2 separate regions of the Mus musculus genome follow, and region 2 is linked to region 1. Evidence: chromatin contacts called from ENCODE POLR2A ChIA-PET data. All regions are on one chromosome and are shown on one strand. Each heading gives the region's core, a stretch centred on a gene start or an enhancer-like site at or near the end of the contact. The rest is flanking DNA. Distances are from core to core; before and after follow the strand shown.

Evidence for each region. ChIA-PET counts read pairs that join two places held with the same protein, here RNA polymerase II (POLR2A).
Region 2: POLR2A ChIA-PET joins it to region 1 with 10 read pairs in Patski. The contact joins the promoter of Tyms here to the promoter of Hadhb in region 1. POLR2A ChIA-PET finds 5 or more read pairs at or near these places in 2 of 5 experiments (Patski and embryonic stem cell).

The regions. Positions count from the first base shown.
Region 1 is chr5:30,152,462-30,157,411 of GRCm38, reverse strand. It overlaps Hadhb (hydroxyacyl-CoA dehydrogenase trifunctional multienzyme complex subunit beta), which reads right to left and starts at 2,159. Exons shown (of 16, transcript NM_145558.2): 1 at 2,073-2,159. Hadha (hydroxyacyl-CoA dehydrogenase trifunctional multienzyme complex subunit alpha) reads left to right here and starts at 2,432. Exons shown (of 20, transcript NM_178878.3): 1 at 2,432-2,530. The coding sequence starts at 2,464.
Region 2 is chr5:30,070,742-30,075,691 of GRCm38, reverse strand. It overlaps Tyms (thymidylate synthase), which reads left to right and starts at 2,067. Exons shown (of 7, transcript NM_021288.4): 1 at 2,067-2,331; 2 at 3,985-4,058. The coding sequence starts at 2,145.

The DNA.
Region 1 (4,950 bases), core at 910-3,409:
TTTAATCTAAGCACTTAAGAGGCAGAGGCAGGCAGATCTCTATAAGTGTGGGACCAGCCTGAATTAGCCAGTTCTAGGACAGCCAGAGGGACATAATACAGAGACCCAGACTAAAAAAGCCGAAACAAAAACAAAACAAATAAAAAACTATACTACTGTATTGGAAGGCTGGCCTTTGTTGTCATTTACAAAGCTTCAGAAATACAGAAATTTTAACAGAAAAGTATTCAAAACATGTCAATACTTGGGTAGTTTAGGCTTAGGTAGCACAGAGGCACATGGGAAGACAAAAGAGAAAGAAGGGTAGGTGAAGAATATAAAAGCAAGATGGGGTGACTTGACAGTTACTACAACATCAAAGAACAGACTCCAAGTGCAAATCAGAGCCTCCCTCACTGCAGCTGTAGGACCCGAAGCAAGTTGCTTAACGTTTCTGTTTCTGGCCCTTTAGTAAAATGTACACAGTTTTAGAGTTGTTGAGATAATTAAATAGACACCTAAATACAGGTATGTTGCCTTTTATCTAGAAAGGTTTATTTATGTGTTTTCTATTATTAGTGGGTGAAGATATAAATATACTTAGTTCTCCTCTAAGCCTTTGCACTAACGTGCTAATTATCAAACAACAACAAAAAAACCTTTGTACTTGATAGATCTCATAATTTCACCGAGAATGCAGGAAACCAAAAAAAAAAAAAAAAAAAAAAAAGGCACTTTAAATCAAGCATTAGCAAAATATAACCCAAAACCCTCAATAAAAGTGTTTTTCTTTCACATGATTTCTTGTTTTTTGGGGTCGTTCCCCCTCCCTCCACCCCCCACCCCCCAATTTTGAAGGGCTAACTGTGAAGCCAGGGCCCATATGAACAAGATCTCTACCAGCTCTGGTTTTTACACCTTCAAAGAGTTGCAACGTGTATGTGTGTGAATGGTTCCGTTTTTGTCAGTTCCATCTCTAGTTTAGGAAAAATGATAAAAAGCTGCAGGCAACACAAAACAAGTATGTAACAGAGCACAGGGTGGGCTCACAAAACAAACTATTTTCTGTGTGGCTCTTTACAAAAAAAGGATATGAAATAGGTGTAGTGGAAGGCGTGGTATGGGAAAAGGGTTCCTTTTTTGCAATTTACTCCGAAGTGGTCATTTAGTACCAGCTTAAAGTGTTCTTGGTGGTGGAAGACTTAGTTTGACTAGAGCTTTAAAACAGGACGCTCCTTTCTTTCTAGAATCATTTTAGCCATTTCTTTCCTGTGTGGCAGAATAATCAATTAACTAGCAAGTGCCACTTCTGTTTGAATCCTGGCTTGCCACAGAGAAGGTATTATAATCTTTCTGAGCCTGTCAAGTCACCGAAAGTGCAAATGAAACGTGGGGTTTGTGCGTATTAAACAAAATGGTGCACACACCGGAAGCTGACTTTACTTTCTTTTGAAAACAATCAGTTTATTTCAGGGCTCATCTTTCCAGCACCAAAACAAACAACTCACACCCTGGCGCCCAGAAGAGCTGAACTCTCAATTAAAAGTAGACTTAGGTTCTAGACTAATTCTACCACCTGTGGCGCAGTCTCAGTCACTAGCTACGGCTACTTCACAGAAAAAAGAGTGAGGGGTGGCAGGTTTGCCCAGATGTTTGCTGGGTTAGAAAATGTCCGTGAACCCTGGATCACCAAGCAGACTGGAGGACTGTCTTGGCTGCTTTCACCCCCGAGACCCGCACTTAACGACGCGTTCTCAATCTCTACAGCCGCCAGACTGCCTAGACAGGTCAACAACAGGGGAAACGACACCGCTCTGACACAGCCCAGCGTTTCACACACACGCAATCCATTCGTAAACCTGAAGTGACAAATGCAGACAGAAGACACCGCTGCCGCGAGCTACGCGAGAACGCGACCACCGCCCGCCCTGAGGCGGTTCGCACTGGAGGCCTGGACCAGCCTGTCCCGCTCTTGGGACTTCGACCCTCACAGCAAAGGGAAGCGGCCGCGGGCATCGACGAGAAGAGTCGGGAGCAAAGTGGCACCTGCCTGTGGGGAAATCAGAAGAAAACCGAGAAGCGCGCTGCCGCACCTTAGAGTCCGCGAAAACTGCCGCTGCCAACAAGGTCAAGTCCAGACTGACAAACGTCCGCCCACGCCGAGGGGCGGCTCCCGCTCCGCAAGGACCCCCTCTCGCCCCGCCCGCCATCACCGCGGCATTTACGGGCTGCCCGCTGAACGCCTGAGCAGAAAGTCAGACACTCCGCCCTCTCCTCGGAGGTCCTTAGTCTCACCTTCAGAGAAATCATCCTTTCGGCTCGCTTAGTTGAGAGCAAGAGGTAGGGCGACAGGACGGGTGGCAACTCAGAGTCTGCGTTTTAGTAAGGCGGCACTTAGGACACCCTGCCGGACAGGCTCAGAAAAGAAAAGCCCTCGGCTCCATTGCCCCCCACTAGAAGAGCTTTCGTCCTCTTCTGCTCAAGATGGTGGCGTCCCGGGCGATTGGCAGTCTCAGTCGCTTCTCTGCCTTCAGGATCCTACGCTCCAGAGGTGAGCCTGGAGAGGGCTCGGGAGAGTCTCGGAGTGCCTTCAGGAACTGGGGCGGCGGGGAGCAGCGTTTGCCTCTCACTGTCTGCCTCCCACCCCTTTCCCGGGACCCGTGGAAATGGGGCTACTGTTCCGAGACCCTATTTCCTGTGTCCTTGTAAAGGAACTGTCACACCCTCTCTCGCCCTGCTCCGGCAGTGTCAGGCTCTCCCCTAACTTTCCTGAGTCTTTTCCACTTAGTCTGGCAGTTTGCGCAGGTCTCTGCTGTAGCCCTGAGCTCACGCCCCTCTTGTCTCCCTTAATGTTTGTCTTGGCCCTGACACCGCTAAGTTCGGAGGACTAAGTAAGACCTGTCACATTTTTGAGGCTCTACTACATGTTAGTCGCCATAAGAGATATCTATCAGCCTTCTCGGTGACATTGACTACTAGCCTTACAGATCAATGCCACTCCTTGATCTTTTCCGTCAAAACCATTTTTCCCCCCCAGAGAACTCAGCTCTCCCACTTCAGTAATCTTAGTTTGAATGTATAGAAGGTTGAAACTGGAGGTTCTCCGACTTAGGCAAAGAAATTTTGATGAGGAAAAAAATTTTTGATCACTTAGAAACTATTTCTAATCTCATTTCTGTCGATTCCCAGTCAGGCTCCAGGAACTGCATTCCTTTTCAAGCTGGCAGTGAAAGGGTTAAAGGGGTGTTGTTAGAAAACAGCCTTTTCCCAGACATCCCAAATCTGTAAGGGCAAATGTAACTTCATTGTGTATCATACTTGATACTAGTTACTTCCCAGACTTTAGTTTGTAACGTGAATTCACTTTAATTTTCCTCACAAAAAAAAAGGGATGCGTGTAGAATTTACTTCTCTTACCCTCCCCTGGCATTTAATTGATTGAATCTTTTTCTACTTTTTTAAAAACCTCCATAGATCGATTATGTGTAAATAGCCAAAATTGCTACCCACCAAAAAAAAAAAAAAAAAAAATTAAAAAAAAAAAAAAAGTGAAGTGGACTGGGTGCTAATTCACCTTTAATATTAGGTGGGTCTTTGTGTTCCTGTCTGGTCTACATAGTTCCAGGCCAGTCAGGGCTACACAGTGAGACCCTGTCTTTTAAAAAAAAGAAAAGAGCCGGGCATGGTGGCACACGCCTTTAATCCCAGCACTTGGGAGGCAGAGGCAGGTGGATTTCTAAGTTCAGGGCCAGCCTGGTCTACAGAGTGAGTTCCAGGACAGCCAGGGCTATACAGAGAAACCCTGTCTCGGAAAAACCAAAAAAGAAAGAAAGAAAGATCCATCGATCTCTATGTCTCCTGTTTGCACTTGGTTGTGTTTCCTTTTCCACATTTATAACAGTTTTAGGGGAAAAAAGGCACCTATGGTCCTGTATTTGATGTAAGGTACTTTCATGAATTGGCAGCCAGGTTAGCACTGGAGTGGTGATTGGGTCACATGTTCTCTTGTCACTAGCTAGCTGTTGACTTTGCCCTTTCATCTAAATGGGCTTTCTTTTCCCATCTGTGAAATGAATGAGAGTGATTTTTTTTCTTTGACAGGAGAAGTAGTATGATGGAGCAATTAAAAGCATTAAATACGGACTCTGTCATCTGGCTTGAATCTACAGTTTACCTTCTAGTGACCTTGGGAATTAATTTCAGTATCTTTATCATTGGTAAAATGGAGTCAATCATGTTAAATCTAAAGAAGTTATATTAGGTATAACACATAGGCATACATTCTCAATAAATGTTATTAGTTTTTTATCCCTTAGAAGCAATGACTATATATAGCTGAGAACTTGTAATCTATCCATTTTACATAGGTAATAAAAAGCTAACAGCTAAATTTTCCTATACTTCTACATAGAAACATATCTAAATATATAAGTTGTATTTTTTTTTTCATTAAGAAAATGTAGTCTAGAGCTGGAGAGAGGTTAAGAGCGCTGACTGCTCTTCCCAAGGTCCTGAGTTCAAATCCCAGCAACCACATGGTGGCTCACAACCACTCGTAATGAGATCTGATGCCCTCTTCTGGAGTGTCTGAAGACAGCTACAGTGTACTTACGTATAATAAATAAATCTTTAAAGAAAAAAAAAAAAAGAAAAGAAAATGTAGTCTATTATAGCTACAGATTATTTTAATACCAGCTTATGCACTTTGAAAAAATATGCAGGAAAGTCTATTTAAAATTAGCTGTACACCTGATTTACTATTTAGAGTCTAGACTCAGCAGGTCTGTCCTTGACCCTGAGAGTGTGTGGAGGCATTGCCAAATGCTTAATGAACTATGGCACTTACTGTGAAAGAGATCTTGTACAATACTGTTATTCTAACATGACTATCAAAAAAGTCATAAGTTGATCTTAATATCCATTTAATTCCTACTTTTCCTAATTCCTAAGTATGTAAGTGGTAAAACAATT
Region 2 (4,950 bases), core at 818-3,317, 82 kb after region 1:
TAGATGGTGAAACCAAAGTATTCCATGAAAAAACCAAATTCATATATTATCTTTCCACAAATCCAGACCTTCAAAGGATAATAGTGGGAAAACACCAACACAAAGATGGAAACTACACCCTAGAAAAGCAAGAAAGTCATCCTTCAACAAACCTAAAAGAAGACAGCCACAAGAACAGAATCCCAACTTTAACAACAAAAATAACAGGAAGCAACAAATATTTTTCTTTAATTTCTATTAACATCAATGGACTCAATTCCCCAATAAAAAGACATAGACTAATAGACTGGATACACAAACAGGACCCAACATTTTGCTGCTTGCAGAAAACCCACCTCGGGGACAAAGACAGACACTACCTCAGAGGGAAAGGCTGGAAAACAATTTTCCAAGCAAATGGTCCAAAGAAACAAACTGGAGTAGCCATTCTAATATCGCATAAAATTGACTTCCAACCCAAAGTTATCATAAAAGACAAGGAGGGGCACTTCATACTCATCAAAGGTAAAATCTACCAAGATGAACTCTCAATTCTGAATATCTATGCTCCAAATGCAAGGGCATCCACATTCATTAAAGAAACTTTAGTAAAGCTCAAAGCACACATTGCACCTCACACAATAATAGTGGGAGACTTCAACATCCCACTCTGGCCAATGGACAGAACTTAGAAACAGAAACTAAACAGAGACACATGGACACTAACAGAAGTTATGAAACAAATGGATTTAACAGATAGCTACAGAACATTTTATCCTAAAACAAAGAATATACCTTCTTCTCAGCACCTCATGGTCCCTCCTCCAAAATTGACCACATAATTGGTCACAAAACAGGCCTCAACAGATACAAAAATATTGAAATTATCCCATGCATCCTATCAGATCACCACAGACTAAGGCTGATCTTCAATAACAGCATAAATTACAGAAAGCCAAAGTTCACGTGGAAACTGAACAACACTCTACTCAATGATATCTTGGTTAAGGAAGAAATAAAGAAATTAAAGACTTTTTAGAGTTTAAAGAAAATGAAGCCACAACATACCCAAACATACGAGAACAATGAAAGCACTCCTAAGAGGAAAACTCAGCTCTGAGTTCCTCAAAAAGAAACTAGAGAGAGCACACACTAGCAGCCTGACAGCACACCTATAAGTTCTAGAACTAAAGGAAGCAAATTCACCCAAGAGAAGTAGATAGCAGGAAATAATCAAATTTAGGGTGGAAATCAACCAAGTGGAAACAAAAAGAACTATTCAAAGAATCAATCAAACCAGGTGCTGGTTCTTTGAGAAAATCAACAAGATAGATAAACCCTTAGCCAGGCTAACTAGAGGGCAAAGGAACAACATCCTAATTAACAAAATCTGAAATGAAAAAGGAGACATAACAACAGAACCAGCGGAAATCCAAAACATCACCAGATTGTATTACAAAAAGCTATAGTCAACACAACTGGAAAACATGGATGAAATGGACAATTTCCTAGACGGATACCAGGTTCCAAAGTTAAATCAGGATCAGATTAATGATCTTAACAGTCCCATTTCCCCTAAAAAAGTAGAAGCAGTCACTAATAGTCTCCCAAACAAAAAAAGCCCAGGACTTAGCACAGAGTTCTATCAGGCCTTCAAAAAGACTTAATTCCAATTCTCAAACTATCCCACAAAACAGAAACAGAAGGTCCTCTACCCAATTCATTCTATGAAGCCAAAATTACTGTGGTTCCCAAACTACATAAAGATCCAAGTACAAGTATCGTATAAGCCAAAGGCTCTTTTTGAGACTGGGTCTCAAGTACCTAGGCTGGCCTTGAACTTGCTATGAAGTGAAGGCTTGCCTTAAACTCCAGATCCTCTAGCCGACTCAATCTCCCAGGAGCTGGGATTTAATGGCATGCATCCCCACACCCTGATCCTATAGGCTCTTAATGCCATAATAGGGTAAATACAGATTTGAGAAAGTGGGCAGGTGTTTGCCTTGCAAGCTGTAACCACTTCTGTCACGTGGGGGCGGGGTCTGCCACGGATTCTGGCGGCCGGAAGTTTCCCAGCAGGAAGAGGCGGGCTGGTGTTGGAGGAAAAGAGCGCCAGGAAGGTCCTGGTTTTGTCGCTGACTACACTGCTGCCAGACTGCTCCGTTATGCTGGTGGTTGGCTCCGAGCTGCAGTCCGATGCTCAGCAGCTGAGCGCGGAAGCCCCACGGCATGGAGAACTCCAGTACCTGAGGCAGGTGGAGCACATTTTGCGCTGCGGCTTCAAGAAGGAGGACCGCACGGGCACTGGCACCCTGTCGGTGTTCGGCATGCAGGCACGATACAGCCTGAGAGGTAACTGGGGCTGGTCTGCATTAGCGGGAGGACGTCCGGCAGGCAAGCTGGGCACGCGGAGACGCCGGGCGAGCGTTCTTGGATAGCCCTAACCCGGGCTCTGAGGTTCTAGGAGTCCTAAACTTCCCGTGCGCGACCCAGGTGACAACTACTTCAAGTAAACCAGGTTCTGAAGGTCTGCCTTTGACCTTAGTCCCTGTTAAACCTTTTCTCCCGAATCCAGTTTCAACCAGTTGTGCGGCCCAGAGGGAGGGAGTGGGAAGAAACCTGCGGGAGCTTGTCCAAATCCTGCTCTGAGGTCTTGACTTTGCTCCTCTTCTTCCTCCCCTTATCTCCTGCTCCCCTTTGCTGCTGCTTTTAAAATTGGAGCGAAAATGGCTTGGGCGGTGCTACGGCTGCGCGGGAAAGGGGGAGACCCGGGCCTTAGGCGGGAACTGTGGGGTTTTTCCTTCCAACAGCCTTGGCTTTTATATTTTATTTTATTTTATTTTATTTTATTTTATTTTTGGTTTTTCGAGACACAGTTTCTCTGTGTAGCCCTGGCTGTCCTGGAACTCACTTTGTAGACCAGGCTGGCCTCGAACTCAGAAATCCGCCTGCCTCTGCCTCCCAAGTGCTGCAGCCTTGGCTTTTAAAGAGTAACAAGAGGCTGTTGAGGAGCAAAGGATGGAATCAACCACAGGGCCTGGAAGGGCACAGAACCTCCTAGGTGTTGGCTGAGGATGGGGGTGCTAATGGTGGCATTCAGGAAACATGAAGAGCAACCTGACACTGGAGTAGAGAGTAGCTTTGAGTGGGGATATGGCCGCTCTTAGGACATTTGCTTAGTCTCAAACATTTTCTGGAGCTGTAAACTACAGCTTCTACTGCACAGATTGGTCCAGCCTAAAGGACCTCCCAAGAATTGTGGACCCTGATGAACCACAGACCTTTTAATTCACGTCCTCTGCTTAGACTGTGGACAGGTTTTTTTTTTTTTTTTTTTTTTTTTTTAAAGTATAGTTGTGTTTTGTTTTTGTCCTTTACCTCTCTAGTGTTCATTCAGCTTTTCGATGATGTTAAAGCTGGAAGTAGTGCTCTGGTTGCAAAACCTTCACTCAGACTACACCACTAACCTGAGCATTTTCACTTTGCCTTGTGGGTTGCCTCACCTGCACCACCCCTTTGCCTCTTAAGCTGTGGACACTTGTGCATTTCCTTTGGGTACCTGCGAAGTGGAGGTCACAAAGTTCCCTGATAGCCATTCCGAGGAGTAAACAATTCTGTTTCCATATACTAGGTCAGTTTGCTTTCCAAATATTTGAAAACTGTTCAGTTTTTACATGATTGATATCACCTCTATGCCCATGGCATAGTGGACTTGGGGCGAGGTGCTTTTAGGCTGTGTCTGAGGCCACATTTTGTATGATGCCATTACAGCCCAGTGATCGAATTCACAGTGGCTGATTAGTGGGTGGGGACTTTTTGCCACATGGGTATCCCCTGGAGAACTGTGGTGTCCTCACTGACTTGCCGGGTAGCTGGGCAGGAGCTCTCTTTTCCTGCAGCTGCTCCAGGGTCTTGGGTCCCAGGCACTTGCCCTCCGCAGAGAAAGCTGGATGGTGGCTTGCTGTGTTTTCCCACGTTTTAACTGTATGACAAACTGTTTTTCAGATGAATTTCCTCTGCTCACAACCAAACGAGTGTTCTGGAAGGGTGTTTTGGAGGAGTTGTTGTGGTTTATCAAGGTAAGGGTAGTGCTGCTGTTGGAAGCTGTCAGGCTTCACAGTCCCAGTCTTAGAAGTCAAGCTTGCAGCTGGTAGCCATTCCCACTTCTCTGGTTCATTTTCCAGTTCTGTTTTCTCCCTCCCACCTATCCTGCTCTCCTCACTAATCTGAAAACACTGGGATATCCCTGCCCAGGCCTCTGGCACTTGCCACTCCCAGGACTTACTACCTTTTCTTTCCCTATGAAGTATGAGTCTGTCCCTTCAGTCCAGTCCCACTGAGACAGCCTTGACCTAATCAAGATCGATTCTTCTCCCTTCTCACTTCTTTGTCTCTCTTTATAGGGAAACATCATCAGCTGGCCTCTAAATCAGCTTTTCCTGATTTTTCTGGAAAATAATGGAGAGATAATTAAGTACAATGTCCTGTGAGTTTCCCAAAGTTAGAGAATCTATTTTGCTACTTGCTATTGTATTCCTAGGTCCAGAACATAGCCAGCCACATGGTATGTACTCAGTATATATTGTTTACTGGAACAATAGATACCAAAGAGTCAAGTAGGTACCTTGAATATGTGATGACAGCCCCAAGTTCCTCCTGTGTGTCCTCGTCTAGAACAAGTGAGGCTCTGTCTAATGCTGGGTGAGAGAACTCCAGAAGACAAGCTGAGTTCTGGGCCATACTACAACTCCTTCTTTAGAGTACTTGGGGTGATGGCTCAGTAGGTAAAGAGGGCTTGTTGTACAAGTATGAGACCTGAGTTCAGTCCCCAGCAGTCACATAAATTCTGTGTGGGACTGGAGAGGTGGCTTAGCAGTTAAGAGCATCTGTTGCTCTTGTTGGGCATCTGTTACTCTAGTTCCAGTATCATCTGCTGTCCTTGGGCACTGCATGTACATGGTGTATAGACAC